2 separate regions of the Mus musculus genome follow, and region 1 is linked to region 2. A link is a loop called in an ENCODE intact Hi-C map of the cell type or tissue named here. Cell type or tissue: heart. All regions are shown on one strand. Links, peaks and the distances in the headings refer to the core of each region. The heading gives the core; the rest is flanking DNA. Region 1 overlaps Ttc39b (tetratricopeptide repeat domain 39B). Region 2 holds the start of Ttc39b (tetratricopeptide repeat domain 39B).

Evidence for each region. A loop is a pair of places that touch in the nucleus more often than their neighbours do. Peaks named below come from ENCODE experiments on the same cell type or tissue, not always from the same donor. Only the 100,000 strongest peaks of a DNase experiment are listed, where the experiment ranks them.
Region 1: a loop joins it to region 2, with 5 times the contacts of the local background. A loop is called at or near these places in 8 of 42 quality-filtered maps.

The regions. Positions count from the first base shown.
Region 1 is chr4:83,257,007-83,265,335 of GRCm38, reverse strand. It overlaps Ttc39b (tetratricopeptide repeat domain 39B), which reads left to right. Exons shown (of 20, transcript NM_027238.2): 4 at 1,535-1,642; 5 at 3,379-3,510; 6 at 4,378-4,454. Among named protein-coding and RNA genes, the nearest start is that of Gm42307, 23 kb to the left of the region's middle. In heart, for the core only: a CTCF peak has its summit at 3,145 (motif pointing left); no DNase peak of the experiment used is centred there.
Region 2 is chr4:83,319,752-83,328,080 of GRCm38, reverse strand. It overlaps Ttc39b (tetratricopeptide repeat domain 39B), which reads left to right and starts at 3,892. Exons shown (of 20, transcript NM_027238.2): 1 at 3,892-4,010. The coding sequence starts at 3,969. It overlaps Gm42306 (a long non-coding RNA gene), which reads right to left and starts at 5,311. Exons shown (of 3, transcript XR_881382.3): 1 at 3,314-5,311; 2 at 2,329-2,591. In heart, for the core only: a CTCF peak has its summit at 4,420; DNase peaks (open chromatin) are centred at 3,770 and 4,390; H3K4me3 peaks cover 1,709 bases; H3K27ac peaks cover 1,376 bases; H3K27me3 peaks cover 835 bases.

The DNA.
Region 1 (8,329 bases), core at 6-8,005, 63 kb after region 2:
AGAGAGAAGCCTGGGGCACACCGACATTTTGTTTTGTTTTGTTTTGTTTTGTTTTGTTTTGTTTTGTTTTGTTTTGTTTTGTTTTGTTTAAGACAGTGTAGCCCTGGCTGGCCTGGAGCTTGCTTTGTAGACCAGGCTGGTTTCAAACTCAGAGAGATCTGCTTGCCTCTGCCTTTCGAGAGCTGGGACTAAAGGTGTGCTCCCCACATCTGCTGGGGGACAGGATTTCTGAGACAGTGCACTTGGCTTTGTTCTTAGGATAGAATCCACCCCCTCTGACACTATAGTCTCTGACTTTGGCCTAGTTTCTGTCATTTCTCTCATTTTCTGTCTTGCTTGCAGCATATGCAGCCTAGAAGTCCTCCTCCCTGCAACCTAGATATTCCCATGAGTCACCCCACTGTATAATAGTTAGGGAGCATCTTTCAGTCACAGTCATCCTCAGAATTAGGCCTCCGTGCCTGTGACCTTTGCCCTCCCAACCCCTCATGTAGTTGGTGCCTACTATGGGCACTTGTTTGTTGGTCAAACTTTCTCAAAACTGCCCCAGGAAATAGATTGCTGTGCTCCCATTTTACAGATAAGGAAGTTGAGGCCCAGCTATGTTATAGACAGAGTTGGTGTTGTTAGAAAATGATGCCCTAGAATGTAAGAGTGGTAGTATGTACTTAGGAAGCCAAGGCAGGTAGATTACATCAGTTCTCGGCTGGTCTGGGTTACTTAGTGAGCTTTAGGCCAGGACTCCAGTTAAAAAGAATGAAAAGAAGGAAGGTAAAAGGAAATGGGAGAAGGCCTAAGAGACATGGGTTCTAAGCTCCGTTAGTGGTCAGCGTGGCAAGGCACCATATTTTGGGATGTCATTTTCTTTTCCTGTTTCCTTTTGGAAGAACAAGGAGGAACCTTCTTTGAAGGGCCCCTGTCTGATAAGAGAGATTATTCCAGAGAGAATGCAGTGCTGTGTGCCCCCTCCCCTCCTTCCCACTTAGGAAGAAGAGCCAGAGGAAAAAAGACTCGAGTGGACACCAACTGCCTTGGCCGGCCAGAAGGATTTTTCAGGGAAATGAAGTTCAGAGTTTTATGGCTATGATGAAAGCACTCAGAGGCTAGGGCAGGAGAATTGGGCCTTGAGGTCCAGACCAGCCTGGGCTGTGGTGTGAGACCCTGTTTCAAAGAGCAAACTCCAGAAAAACAAAATCATTGGTTGTCTCTGGCTCTACTTCCCTCTCTCCTGCATAGACTTATCTGCATCTCAGTGTTAATGAGGGTAATTGGGCACCCAGAGTTCAGCCTTGCCATGTCTGTGTGTGCAGTGCACACTTGTGCCTCTTTTCTATCCACCTGTTTCTTATAGGCTCAGAGCATTGGCCTTACAGAGGATGGGGGAAGCTTCTTTGCCCCAGCATTGAGAAGCACCAAAGGAGGGGGAGGGGGGATGTCAGCTGGTCTCCAGCCCTACTTTTACTATTAGCTCCCGGGGCAAGGAGCTAATAGTAAAAGTTACCAAACTCCCATGTCTTTTCCTTTTTCTCTTCAGTTCATCAGCCAAGGTGGATCTCAAGAGCGGCCTGGAGGAGTGTGCAGAGGCACTGAACTTATTTCTAAGTAACAAATTTAAAGATGCCCTAGAGTTGCTACGTCCATGGTAATTAACTCTATTTCTCAGTTGATATTTTATGTGTTTTTCTGATGTCGTGTTTGTATGTTCCCGTGTCTGTGCCTGCCTCAGTGTGTATAAGCTAGTTTGAATGGGACCCATCCGGTCAATCAGCTTTAAAGAAGTGTTGTTTCATATTGGGTCAGGAGAAATTTTCCGATGCTTACACCCTAGCCTCTACGCGTGCTGGGGCGTCGTCTCCATGGTTTTGGAGAATCTCTGACCAGCGTTGCCTTTGAAGCCAGCAGGGGAATAACTAGAGATGCGTAATCCCAGTGCTAAGATCAAATCTCAGAGAATAGGAATATGATGAAGGCTCGCTACTGTTGTCATGGAAGTTACTAACGCTGCGCTTTCAGGCTTGGCAGCACCCCCCCCCCCACACACACACACACCCTACCTGCTCACTGGCCCCAGCTGTGTATGTGATGTGGACTTTGCAGAAGTGATCTTGTAGTGGTCTCCAGACTCAGCGTCTAGGGGGACGGGGGAAGCTTCTTTGATGCTGAACTGGGGGGACCTGATCCCTCATGTCAAGTGGCCAGCAGTGTCCCTAAGACTTGCCTGTCGTCTACTGGACCCCTGCTTCCTTCATCATCTTCGGTCTGCCTGGCTTTGCTGCTCTTTAGCTCTCGATTCTGACTCAGTGTCTCTGTGTCCTTTATTTATTTATTTTTTTTAAACAAACCCTCTTTCACTTATACAATGTGCTTATAAAATAGCATAAAAATAAATTATTGATTTCATGGTCTCTGATCTTTATGCACAGTTCATTGTTAAAATTCCTTTTCCACCCCACTTGAGTGTGAGGTTTGAACTGCCACTGATAACTGGGGTGATAACTGGGGTGGGCGGGCAGTGCCTTCATTCAGGACAAAGGCTCTTTATTTAGACTCTGTGTGAGGAAGAACAAAAGGAATAAGGTTGCCTCAGGATGTTGAAACATAGATGGTCAGGTAAGAGGCTTTGAGAGGAGCTAGCACGCTCAGGCAGTGACCAGAGCCTGGTTACCCCACTGTTAGGAGCTTTCCTCAGGACCCTCAGATATTAGATCCTAAGGGCTACTCTCTCAGGTCTCTCTGTGCGTGACCTAATTTAGTGCAAAAATCTTGCTTCCTCTTGGCTTTGACTGGAAAGGAGAGAACAGTTTTAAAGGCACTTTTTCTTCATATCACATTAAAGTTTCGCCTCGCCTCGACTCGCCTTGCCTTGCCTCATCCCCCTCCCTTAGATTTTTTCTCCCTCCATCCTCCTTTTTTAGATAAGGTTCAAGTAGCCCAGGCTGGCCTCAGACTCACAGAAGAGGACCTTGAGTTCCTGAGCTCCTCTTTCTGCTTCTCTGGATGCTAAGATCAGCTGTGTGTCACCAAGCCTCACCCTTTTCAGATTTTAAGGTGGTGCACTGCCCCCATTCAACTGGGGAAAAAAAAATAGCTTTGCTTATAAACTTTTTCCGAGGAAAAAAAGTCCAGAGGCTGCCCCCTTGTGTTGAATCAGGGAAAGGCATGTTGTCCCCAGCACTTCATTCTACTGTGTGGGTTTCAATTGATACTTGAGGTTTTAAAGCAGGCTTTTTGGAGCTTGTATCATTTCAGTAACTATGGAGGAGAAGTTGAGATATACACGGTGAGGATTAGGTATTGTTGGTATCAGAAAAAACCTGGGCTTTTGTGTCTTTCCTTTCCATTGTACTGAGATGTACTCACCGGCTGTGTTTTTTCCAGGGCCAAGGAGAGCATGTACCACGCCTTGGGCTACAGCACCATTGTGGTGTTGCAGGCTGTCATGACCTTCGAGCAGCAGGACATCCAGAATGGCATCTCTGCCATGAAGGACGCTTTACAAACCTGCCAAAAGTATGACTGAGTAATTTATATCCGAGCTAAGACAACCCCTGCCTTCCCGCCAGAGTGCCAAGTGAATGCAGGTCGCTGAAGTAAGGGGTTGGTTTGAGGTTAGCCAGAGCTATGGAGCAGGACTTGAGATTTAAAGTGTCTTGGACAGTTCCGTTCTATGCAGTGGAATTATAATACAGCTCCCACTTAGCACCTGTGCCCTCTGCTGGGTACATGGGGCCTGAGCTATGGTACAAGTCTGAGGGAGGCTTCAGAAGGGCTAGCAGAGAGCATCTTTCTAGTTCTTTTGCGGTAGGTTGGTTAAGAACTGGGTGCCATGTCAAGTCAAACAGGGAGTGCACCTGTTCTATGTGGGAGAAATTGCACACTCAGAAGGGAACTTTTATTTGCCCGAGGATGCCTTTGGACACTTGATTTGTTGGAATGAGAGTGTCAGTTCTCAGCTGTACTCTGCATGTAGAAGGCCATCGTGAAGGCTCTTACTTATATTGGTGAATTTTAATGTGGCTAAGATGAATCGTCATGTGACTTTGTTATAATCTCAAATGGAGAACATTTTCCTGACTGCACTTTCAGTCCACTCTTTTCTGAGGTAAGTGGAGGCACTTACCTCAGGCATTCTGCTTTCATCCACAAAGGAGGGGAGGTTCGTATGCAGTGGGCCTGTGGGCTCCTCTACACCACCCTTAGTAGGCTGAGTGCTCATGGTTGGTGGTTCAGGACTAGGCACTGTATGCAGAGGAGGGAGGCCTGGCCTTGCAGAGGGACTAGGAATTGCCATGTGGCGACATCTTGCTGTGATTGAAAGGATCACCAGTGACAGTGAGCTTCGCCTGATGCTGATCTTTGCCCTTGTCTTCAATGCAGATACAGGAAGAAATGCACAGTTGTCGAGTCTTTCTCAAGTCTCCTTTCTCGAGGGTCCCTGGAACAACTGAGTGAAGGTAAGCATCCACTGAGGCTTGGTCTCTCTGTCTTCTAGAGGCTAAGAGCCCCTGAACCATCACTGAAGTGTAGAGAATGAAGGAAGTGGCCTTTCCTTTTCCCAGCTCACCCTGGTCCCTGGTTGACTTTGAAGCTGTGTACACATTTGTGCAAACAGAAATGCATATAAGGGACGCGCGCAGTTTGTTTTTCACTTGCTCTTTTTTTTTTTTCAAACATTGAACCACACACTTGTGCTACAATGTGATCTTGCCCCACACCAGTGTCCGTAAATGCGTTTTCTCTGTTTGGAGCTGTGCAGTTGTGAAATGGGATGGTACTCGGTACAGCAACGTGATTGTTCTTTCATCACTGAAGGACAGCTCTATGGTTTTAATTTTTGGACAGCTCTATGGTTTTAATTTTTTTCCTGTTAACAAATATTGTTGTCCTAAAATCCTTGTGTGTGTGTGTGTGTGTGTATATATATATATATATATATATATATATATATATATTTGTGTATTCTTTCAAGTACTTCATGAGACAGTTTTCTAAAAGTAGAATAACTGGAACCAAGGGTTTATAATTTTACAATATTGATAGGTATTGGCATTTTCCCCCCTCAAACTATATTCAACTATCGTTGGAGGGTTTCATTTTCTACAGACTATTAATGTTTTTCCAAGGTGAAAGTACTGTTTTGTTTTTCAGACAGGGTCTTCCTATGGGTTCCACCCTGGTCTGAATTCACTCTGTAGACCAGGCTGACCTTGAACTCACAGAGATCCACCTGTCTCTGTCTCCCAAGTGCTGAGATTAAAGGTGTATCTGGATAAAGTTTATACCTTGAAGTGACAGTGCTCGTCTACATAGCTGATGAAGATGTTTGGCTTGTGGGCTTTAAGAATAATCAGGAGTCCAGGAAAGCACTCAGCCAGATAGCTGGGAGGAACATCATCACCCATTGTTCCCTATTCCCTCTAAGATGAGGGGAGAAGTAGCCCTAATCAGCCCTCAACAGAAGGGTGCGTCATCACCAGGGGGCATCCAGGGACTCTAGTGTCACTTTCAAGCCTGTGTTTTGGAAGAGATGATTAGTGCAAACCCTGGAGCAGCTGCGGTTTGGGGAAGCGAGCACAGCTCTGGGGATGGCTGTCAAGGCAGGACAGACCTAATGTCAAGTGGACACTGCACACACCTGGAGAGAGATTTACCATGGGGCTCCGTTTGTCCTGTAGGAGTGTTGTCAGCTTGTTTGGGCCATTGGAGAAGTTAGTGATGTGAGCTCTCAGTGTTGATCACAGGACAGGACTGTGACACGTCCCTTGTGTTTAGGACTTACTAGAAAAGAGTATTGACTCAACCATGGCAGAAACTGATGGTATTTTGTTGGTTACTGTCAGCAGTTGAAACCTATCTTCTTTTTCATCAGAAACTGATCTCCGAGCATCCCTAAGAACAAGAGCTGGTACTGGGAGGCCTAAAGTGTTTCCGAGACAATCCATGAGACTGAACTGGCCCCAGTATGACTTGCATTGCCTTTTCCTTCCTGGGAACCCCATGTGACTCCTTCCCTGGTCCATTGGTGACTGCTTCCCTTTTTCTTTGTGGTGTGAAGGTGACACTGGAGAGTTTTAAACCTTAGTTTTAAGAGGAATGACATGGTATTTTTGGTGTGAGAATAAATAATTCTAAAACATGTTAATGCTCTATTTTTTTTTGAAGTGTTCTCTGTGTGCCAGGCACCCTCTTGGTGCATTCCTTAGCATTATCCCCCTCTCCCCCTTTTGTGTTTAACTGATGTCCACAGAGAGAAAGGCCAAGGTGATCCAGCTGTCAGAGCAGCATGGGAACTGGTCTGCTTTTCCTAAACCACTGCTCTTCCGCTGTCCCCATGTTCTCCCGTGGAGGGCTGGGAAACACCTTACATGGCTGATGGATCACGTGTGGAAAGTCAGCGATGCTGTGCTCTGGTTTCCCCTTGTTGCCTTTAAACAGAGCAAGTTAGGAAATCTGGACTTTCCACTAAATATTGAAAAATTAACTGGCCCATGTCTGTAGCTTATTCTGAACTATAAATATCTTTAGATTAGTACAAAAAGGATGTTTAGCTAGCTTTTTGAGTGCACCATGAATTTTTTCATGGACTAAGGAATTTACAATTAAGGTGTATGTTGGTGAAGAAATTACTCAGTGTAAATCAGTCACAGTGAAGGAATAAAGCGAAATACATGAAGTTCCATCTTATTTCCAGTGTTTTTGCTTCTGAGGGCATCCTAAACAGACTTTTAAGTTTGAAGGGTGTTTTAGTTTGCTTTCAATTGGTGTGACAAACACCCTGACCAAAATCAAGATGGGGAGGATGCATTACAGTCCCTTATCAGGGGAAGCTGAGGCAGGAACTAAAACCACCCAGGACCACCTGCTGGGCCAATCATCCATCAAGAAAATGCTCCGCAGACTGGCCTATAGGCAGCCTGATGGAGGTTAGTTTCTCCCATTGAGTTTCTTCTCTCTAGATAACTAATTTATGATAGGTTGGCAAAAACCAAACCAGAACAACAGGGCACGGCAGCACACTGTCGCTTTAGTATAGGATTTGTTTTCCTGTTGGTAATTTTTGTTTGCATGGTCCAGTTTCTCTCTGTGTTCAGGAATGAGTATCTCCATGGCGGTTTTCATGGACCTGGTGTGGAACACTCTTGCTCCTCTCCTCCCATGACTGGTGGCTGGTGCTGAACAGCTCATTTCAGAGAGTGCGATGCTTAAGTGAGGTGCAGAGCTTGGAATGTGGGAAGAGAGTCGGTAGGGAGAATACTTACACGGGAATTACAGAGTCCAGACTCTCCCTGCTTTGTCTCATATCCTTTGTATTATTGGATACCAAAGTCTGTCTGTCTTTGGTTTAGTCGCCCTTCTGCTCAGGCCTTGATGAGGACCTGCTGTTTAGCCCACCGCCAACTGTAGCCTTCGGCACTGCCCCTGTGCCAGCCTGCTGCCTTCTCCTCCCCTCCCCTCAGGAACCTCATGCTATAGCCAGAGGCTCCCCATTGCCCCTTTGGGAGGGCGCCTGCACTTTCTTGCCTTCTATCTTCTGGTCCTCAACCAGTGCTGACCTTTCCCTTCCCCTCTCCTGCCCCAGGCCAGTCATCTGTTCTCAAGGTGGCATTGGCATTGATAACCCCAGGCGGTTGTCACTTTGTAGCAGTTACCCAGTGTAGCTGTCCAGCGGCCATGGGTGAACTGGGTTTACCTGAAAGCGGGGCTGGAAATGAAAGGACGGGTATGAGAGAAGGGCGAAGCCAAGTCAAAGGTTCAGAGCTTGGCTCAAAGTTTAATTCTGCAGCACCAAACCCATCTTTTGTTTCAGCTGGATTATGTTGCAAAGTAAGCTCAGCGGGCAGTCTATTCCTCTGAATTCCTGTAGGAAGTTGCAGGTGCAGCAAGGAGGACGACTCCACCTAGGTCAGAAAGCCCACTGTGGCACACACTCAAGATCTGTTTAGCCTGCTCAAAAGGCTGGGCGAGGGAAGGGCATAACCTAGGACTCGGCTAGTCAGGTGGTGAAAATCATCTGCTAGTTGGCATTCCTGTGAAGGTCCTGAAAACCCAGAGGCATACTCTGAGGGAAGGCGTCCTGGAGACTGGATCGTGACTGGTGGCAGTGCCAGGATGCACACAGACAACACCGTGTCCTGGTGGTGTCTTCTACCCCATCTCCCTGCCTGTTTCTGAGGAACTTAGCTGCATAGTACTTTTCACAAATTGAACATTTAAGTTGAGTCAGTATGAGAGAGCCCGTGGGCCATGTGTGTGTAAATGAAGGAAAACCTCTATTTTATCTAGTTTGGCCAGCAGTGTTCCCAGTGACGCAGATTGCCTCCTGTTGCGT
Region 2 (8,329 bases), core at 244-8,243:
CCCATCCTAATTGTTCAGGGGAAAAAACTGCTCTGTGTTTATCATCTGCGATCTTACAAAGCTACTAATGCTGCAAAAGAAAGCCGAGCAAAAAGCTCAGAGCAAAAAGCCAGCACCTAGATGTCCCAGTGGCTACCACCTGAACTGAGAGCATATAGGACTTTAGGATTAATCTCTGATCTATATACCCAGCAATCCTCCACCTAACCCAAGCTTATAAAAAGAAAGTTTTTAAAACCTAAACTTGATTTGTATTATGACATAAGTAGGTCTGTAATTAGTGCCACACGTTTTGATGTCTCTTGAACACTGGAAAGCAATGTGATATGAAGATAACAAGCAAATGGGAGAGGAAGTCACCAATAAGATAATTTCCCATCAAAACAAACTGTTCACACAGGAAGCAATGACCTTTAAAAGGGAGCATCAGGCGTGAGTAATAGTGCAGAGGCTGGTCCAGACAGGAAATCGAGCTCTCCGAAAGTGAAGCAGAAGCCAGAGGTAGAGGTAGGGTGGGGTGGCTGAGAAGGTGACAGAAATTTTCATTGGTATTATGGTGGTTCATAGGCACTAAATGACACCTAAGTCCTTTCTAGCCCACATGTCTGTTTCTAAGCAACTTAAAAATATACTTCTAGGGCTAGAGAGATGGCTCAGTGGTTAAGTGCACTGTAATAATAAATAAATAAATAAATAAATAAATAAATAAACAAATCTTTAAAAAAGAATGTACTTCTAATACCAGCCTCATATATATGTGTATATTTAACAATATGTATATATGTATACTATATGTATATATATAATGTATTATATATATATATGTGTGTGTGTGTAACGATAAAATTGACCCATTCTAAGAGTACAATGTAATAATTTCCTTTTGAGTCAAGAATCCATGTAGTCCCCAGAGTGGCCTCTAACTTGATATATAGTGGAAGATGACCTTAAACTTCTGACCCTCTTGTATCTTCAGAGTTCAGATAAAAGGTGTGTGTCACCACACTAGGTCTCAGCAGTACTGGGATACGCCCAGGCCATCCGTCCTCCATGTTACTGGAGCCTTTTCTTAGCTGAGCTACATTTCCAGCCAGCAAGGTGCTTAACTAGTGGCTGTCACCTCAACCAAACCCATTCTTTTCCTGTTATATTTAGGAACTGTTACAGCCCCAGTCATGACCTGTATCCCAGCAGGCCAAGTTCAATCACCCATATTTCCTAAACCAAATTAATGGTGAGGAGCAGAAAAAGGAGATTCATTCAATGTGGCCACATTGAGAAGAGGGACAAAGAGATCCAGAGTAACAGTCCTCCCAACTCCCCTTGCCCCAGGGCCATCTTTGAGAGGAAGAGCCTGAAATGTAGTTAAGGTTTCAGTAGAGCACCAGAGGTCTGTGAATCTGGACACCCCATCCTTGTTTTTGTAAAATGGTCTGACAAGTTGTAAATCTCTTTCTGAGAAAAGTTTCCCTTCTGGCTGGCTCCTGCTTTAGGCCAGTGATTTTCAATCTTCCATTGCTCTGACTCTTTAACACCTTATGTTGTGGTGACCCCCCAACCATAAAATTATTTTTGTTGCTACTTTATAACTGTAATTTTGCTACTGTTATGAATTGTAATGTAAATATCCGTATTTTCTGATGGTCTGGGCAACCTCTGTGAAAAGGTCATTCTACCACAGAATGAGAACTCCTGCCTCAGGCTCTCTCTCCTTCCAGGATGAGAATCCTGAAGGGAGTTCTGAGTTTTTGAGATCCTTTGTTTTGATAGTCTGAGAGACAATTAGAGGGGCACACATGCTTGTTTATTTGTCTTTGTAGACAATCACCCTCCCTCCCAGTCTGGTTACAAAATGGTTACAAAGGTGTTACTAGAATTTTTGGGCATCCCTTCATAGTAGCTAACCAATACTGAGAAAATCAAGGTCTCCTCTTGGGGGTTCTTAGTTTCATCGATAAAATAATTTAAGAGTGGACTCAATTGGAAGCTAGAGGACAATTTTCTGAGAGTTTAGAAGAAATAAAACTCCAAGGCAGGTGAACTGAAAATCTCAGGTTCTTCTCAGAGGAGGCAAAAGGAGAAGGAAAAAAAAAAACCCAAAACGAACAAAAACCAAAAACCAACTCATCATGGAGGTGAGACCCACGATGGGGAGGAGCTATGCTTAGAGACCATAGGCTTAGAAAAGAGAAGAAAAGGAAAAGTTTAGCTTTTCTGAGTAACTCGGAAAAGCGGGCAGACTCAGGAAACTGCATGCCGGCTGCTCTGTAAGAGACTGTGTGTATGTACAGTGCATTATCTCATTAAAGAAAGAAGCATTCCACTTACCTTTTTAACGTGGCTACAGAAGAACCCGCCTTCTAAGGGGCAGTGTCTTAGCCAGATGATTGACATGCCTTACAAAAATGTCAATTCTCCAACCAGATTAATATCTAGTATTCTCTTGACCAGGAGGAGTTTTTACCTTCATTGGTCTTAACTGCTGCTGTGTCAAAGACACTTGGAGACAATAACATCATGAAGCTGGTATCAAGGATGCCATGGTGACTCCTGGGAAATGTGTGTTAATAGGCCTCCTCTCAGCTAGTCTCCTGAAATCCACAGGGAGAAAAGAAGGTTGGCTGTAGTCACAGAGAGACCGGCTATTAGCCAGGTGCTGCCGCCAGACTGCGTTTCTGATTCTGGCATCACTGTTTTACTTAGCAGCCTGACCCTAGGAAAGTGACTTAAACTCTTACTAAACAGTGTCCCTCTTCCTATGAGAATAAGTGAGACAAAACATACAAGGGCCCCAGCATAGTCCTAGTACACGATTAGTTCTCAATTACAATTAGTTTCCTGTTTTTATGTTTACAGACCGATAAGCCGTATTTCATAAATCAGATAGATACTGAGTATGTAAATGACTGCATACAACAAAGTGGGGAGAGATGGGGTGATAGCAACGATAGAAGTTTGGTGTCTGGGGACACCACAGAACAGGGATAGGACATTTTTGGGATGCTCTATATGAGTGGGGTGTCTTGTAACATTTGTTACCAAATTACACCGTTAGGGGAGTTTAAAATAAAACTGACTCTCAACCCTAAATATTTATAGTTTTAACTTTTTTTTTCCCAGTTGGATAGCTCAGTTATTTTGCAAGTCAGAAACAGGAATCAATTTCTAAATACAGTCAAAAAACATTGTTCTAGGTTCTAGGGATATAGCATAGAAAAAGACAGCATCCTTATCCTCATGGATAATTGAAGCACAAATTATGTCTATTTGGATTTACAGAAGGCTGAGTGAGAGATGGTGTAGCAATAAAAACCTGGACCGTGCTGGGAGATGTACAGGGCTCTGAGTTACACCGAAGCCGTTACTTCGCAAACACAGAGGCAAAACAGAGCTCCTATCTCTTGGAGAGGATGTTCTTGACACAGCGACTTGGGCATGTGATGTGTCAGATGCCTCTAGGTGACCAGTGACCCATAGCTGTCCTCTAGCTGCATCTGTCAGATGCTCTGTCCTCTGGGCGAAGTAAACGCTCTGGTTCCAGACCAAGGACCAGGTGGACCACTAGCCACAGAGGGAGCGCAGCCACGACCTTGGGTTGTCAGCTCTGCGCGCTCCAGTCACGGCGCCAGGCTCCTGCCAATCCTCTAGGGAGGCCAGTACCCCAGAGGTCCTTTTCCCGAGCACCCGCTGACTCTGTGGGTGACTCCTCCCCACGGAACCTGGTTGGCTGCTCTCTAAGGAGGCCGCGTGCCGGGGCGGGGCTATCCGGCGAGGGGGCGGGGCATTAGCCTGGCATCCGCTGGGGTACTGGGTGCGCAGTGGATACCGCGGCGCCGGGGGCGGGGACAGCTCGGTCCGGTCGCTCGGGGCCGCCTGGTTCCTCCTCCACCCGTGCTGGGCTGAACCCAGAGCCAGAAAAGAGTCGGTTCTGAGTTCCCTGTGGGTGTGCGGCCGCCGCGGAGGGGAACATGGCGCTCGTGGGCAGCCGAGTGGAATTGGACGCGGACGAGGTGCGAGGACAGGCAGAGCGGGCTGGTCCGGGCACCGGCGGGCACCGGCGGGCGTGGGAGGGATGCGGAGCCTCCGCTGGCACGGAGGGTGGGCAGGGCTGTCCTTCACGCCGAGGAGCGTCCCACGGGGCCAGGCAGAGCAGCCCGGGCCAGCCTGAGCCTCCTTGGACCCTATGGGCTTTTGCGGAACCGTTCTGGACTCGACTTCTGTGTCGCTTTCTGTGGAAGTTCCGCGAGGTGTCCGCCGGGCGGGTGGGGTACGGCTGTCTAGTCACCCCGGGACCGAGGGCCGGAGCCTGAGCCCCGCGGCCGGGAAAGGTCCCTTGTCCAGAATCGCCGGCGGCCTCGCCTCTCTAGGCTACCGAAGTGACCTACCGGGTCCTCGCGCGGCGCCGGGGTCTGAACGCTCCCGGGCGGGGGCGCCCGACCTGTTGATTTCAGCGCTTCCTTCAGCTGCTGCTGGGAGCGCGCGCTCTGCTCTCAAGTTGAGGGTCAGGCTCCTGCCGCCGCCTCTGCTGCCATTTTACCTGACTTGAATTTTACAAGTCGCGGCCTGAGAAAGCCTTGATTTCCAATGATGCAATAGATGGGTGATGTGGAGGAGGCGAGTGAGTTAGGATTCGGTCTTTACTGCCAGAAGATCCTGGTAACGAGTAAATACTGTGCTTTAAATGTTGACATTAAGAACCGATCAAAACCCCAAGGATCAATCTTTATGCTACAGACAGTTAAGGCGGCGAACCAGAGCTTTCTGAGGACCAGCCTTGCGGTGTGGGCCCAAGACCACACACCAGGGAATTAGCGCTTGCCCAGGGGGCATGGATGTGTTGCTGGACCTTCTAAGGACACACAAGGCAAACAATGAGATAGAATATTTGTTACTATTTTCTTCTGTGACAACTTTTATTTATAGCTTTAGGCAGTCTTTTGGCATGGCCTGTTGCCTGCGCTTTTAAATTTTACATTCGTAATCCAGGTAACACACTACTACGGTACTTTGACCATCTACTACTTCCTCAAGAGTTTCTAACGTTCCCTCTTGTGTATACATTAAATAGCCACAGTCTTGGCATGATGGAGGCTGTTGTACAGTCTCAATAGCTTATCCCAGGCTTGTCTCCAGCTGCTTCCCTGTCCATAACCATTTAATCTATTTGTATTGAAAATGAAAGAACAATCCTGAGCCTGGTCTGTAATCTCAGCACTCAGATGGCTGAGTCAGGAGAATCACAAATTCAAGGCTAACCAGGTCTAGACACATAGAAAAATCGACTAGCATGGATATTTTTTTTTCTTCCGTAATAAAGAAAAAAAAAAAAAAACAATCAAGACCCAGAGTAGCTCCTAACTATAGAGTGGTATTTCTGACTCTGGCTCACTGTTGAAGAAATGCAAGCCATAACAGTAGATGTTAAATGGGATTGTCTTGGCATATTGAGATGAAGGTTACTCTGTCAACTGCCAATAAAACAAACTCAAGAGCTCATGTCGAAGTTAGGTATCAGAGCAGCAGACAGCCTGGCACAAAGACTTGAATACATGTTTGTTGAGTGACTGCATGACTGCAGAAAAGATATGCCTCCATCAGACCTCAGTTTTTGCCTTATTACTGATAAGCTCCCAATGATGGACAAGGCACAAAGGGACTTTTTGTTCCTGCCAAATCTATGTTTTACCCTCATGGTGGACAAGTATGTGGGCATACGTTTATCCACTCTCTACTGAGTGCTTAAGTACTCTTTGCTTAAGTTTGCTACCTTAGAGAGAGAAGGTACAGCTTTGGATGTCTAGGTCTCCCAGAGTGCCAGGGAGAGAAGTCATGTGTGGACCCATTTAGGGTGAACGAGCAGGTGTACAGTAGGGTGTTGTAGGTATGCTTGAAGTACTTGTAAAATATTCCTAATTGTAAGTGGATTAAAGAACTCTACCTCACTAGGCAGTGGTGGCACATGCCTCTTCAATCCCAGCACCCAGAAGGCAGAGACAGGCGAATCTCTTGAGTTCAAGGTCAGCCTGGTATATATAGATCCTGTTCCAGGACAGCTAGGGCTCTGTTACCCAGAGAAACCCTGTCTGGGGGGGGGGGGGGAGGTGTTAGGGGAGGAAGAAAGAAAAAACAAAACCAAACCAAACCAAGAACAAACAAACCAAAACTGAGCTCCACCGTGAGTGTGGAAGACTGTCAGGTTCACCAGGTGTGTGAGTAGACCGGAGGGAGCTTATCCCAGGCTTTCACACCCTCCAGGGCACTTTGCTTTCTTCCTGGCCATTGTTTGATGCTTTTGAGAGGTGAAAAGGGACCGAAGCATTGTAGCTGAGAAGGTTCTAATCTCGTTGCCTCACTTTTGGGTATGTGTGTGGGGTTAATTTACGGCTGGCCATTCAGACGTTAAAATGGCAAACCTCTGATCTTAGGTGCCAAGCTAGTGCTGACTGGGAGATCCTGACAGAAGGAGCCTCATCCACAACTGACTGCTAAGTCCCTCAGCCCCTGAGGGCTTAGTCAGGTTCCTGGTCCTGAGGAGTTAGGGCTAGGAACATCTTAAATGTTCTAGTGTTAGGGGTTTTTTGGGGGTGGGGTGGGAGGGTAGGTGGGGAGGGAGATCTTTTTTGAGGTCATGACTAATACTATGAGAATACTTTTCTTCCTAAGTACCCACAGAAATGATAGTGGTGGGGAAACTTATAGTATCTCTTGGGTGGATTTTGGTTTTTAAACAGATTTTTAAATGATTGACTCTTCCTTCCTCCCTCTTTCTTTCTTTCTTTCTTTCTTTCTTTCTTTCTTTCTTTCTTTCTTGGTTTTTTGAGACAGGGTTTCTCTGTGTAGCCCTGGCTGGCCTGGAACTCACTCTGTAGACCAGGCTGGCCTCGGACTCAGAGATCTTCCTGCCTCTGCCTCCCAAGTGCTGGGATTAAAGGCGTGCGCCACCATTGCTCAGCTTTTTAAATGACTTAAGAGGGGGCTGGAGAGATGACTCTGTGATTAAGAGCACTGGCTGCTCTTCCGGAGGACCCACGTTCAATTTTTCAGCACCCATATGGCAGCTCACAAGTGTCTGTAACTTTCAGTTCCAGGGGATCCAACAGCCTCATACAGATATACATGCAGAGAAAACACCAGTCAATGCTCATTAAATAAAAATAAATTTATTTAAAATAACTGTTTAGATTCTGTAAAGAGAAGTATGGTTGCATTTTGTCTTAGTCAGGGTTTCTATTCCTGCACAAACATCATGACCAAGAAGCAAGGTGGGGAGGAAAGGGTTTATTCAGCTTACACTTCCACACTGCTGTTCATCACCAAGGAAGTCAGGACTGGAACTCAAGCAGGTCAGAAAGCAGGAGTTGAGGCAGAGGCCATGGAGGGATGTTACTTACAGGCTTGCTTCCCCTGGCTTGCTCAGCCTGCTCTCTTATAGAACCAAGACTACCAGCCCAGAGATGGTCCCACCCACAAGGGGCCTTTCCCCCTTGATCACTAATTGAGAAAATGCCTTACAGTTGGATCTCATGGAGGCATTTCCTCAACTGAAGCTCCTTTCTCTGTGATAACCCCAGCCTGTGTCAAGTTGACACATAAAACCAGCCAGTACACATTTCATTTTTTTTTTAGAATTATTTTATTTTTATGTACATTGGTGATTTAATAGAAATGAACAATTTGTGTACACAATTACACACACATATATATGAATTGCATTTCAAATTGAAAGTCATTCAGTAAATACAGTTATTAAGTTACTAATAGCTGTAAAATTTGGATTTAACATTTACAGTTTTAGTTATTTTGAACTCATTATTGAGTAGGAAAATTAAGCCATTTATATTCTCTTACACAATACATACATGTTATTAAAATTTTATGGGCAGGTGCAAATAGGAAAGCATCTAAAAGAGCGACTTAAGGAAGTGATAATGAAAACAAAAACCTTACAAAACACTGAATCATGTGAAGAAATGGCTTAGGATGATTTTTATGGCCTGTTCGGGATGTTTTTTTTACAGATGGAGTCTTGCTATGTATTGTGACTGGGTAGGAACTTGACTTTATAGACTAGGCTGGCCTCAAACTCCCACATACTGCCTCTGCCTTCTCAGTATTGGGATGACTGGCGTGTGACTCTGATCAGCCCGATGACATTTTAGTACAACTGATTGCCACAATTGTTTTAGAATGAGACTGGGACTCATTGAAGGAGCTAGTTAGTGTCCTAGAAGAGCTCACGGCTTAGTAAATGATGAGTAGTTACCCAAGTAACCAGTCTGCCTGGGGGTCAGGTAGGATTCTATAATGTAGGCTCTAGAGCAAGGGTAGT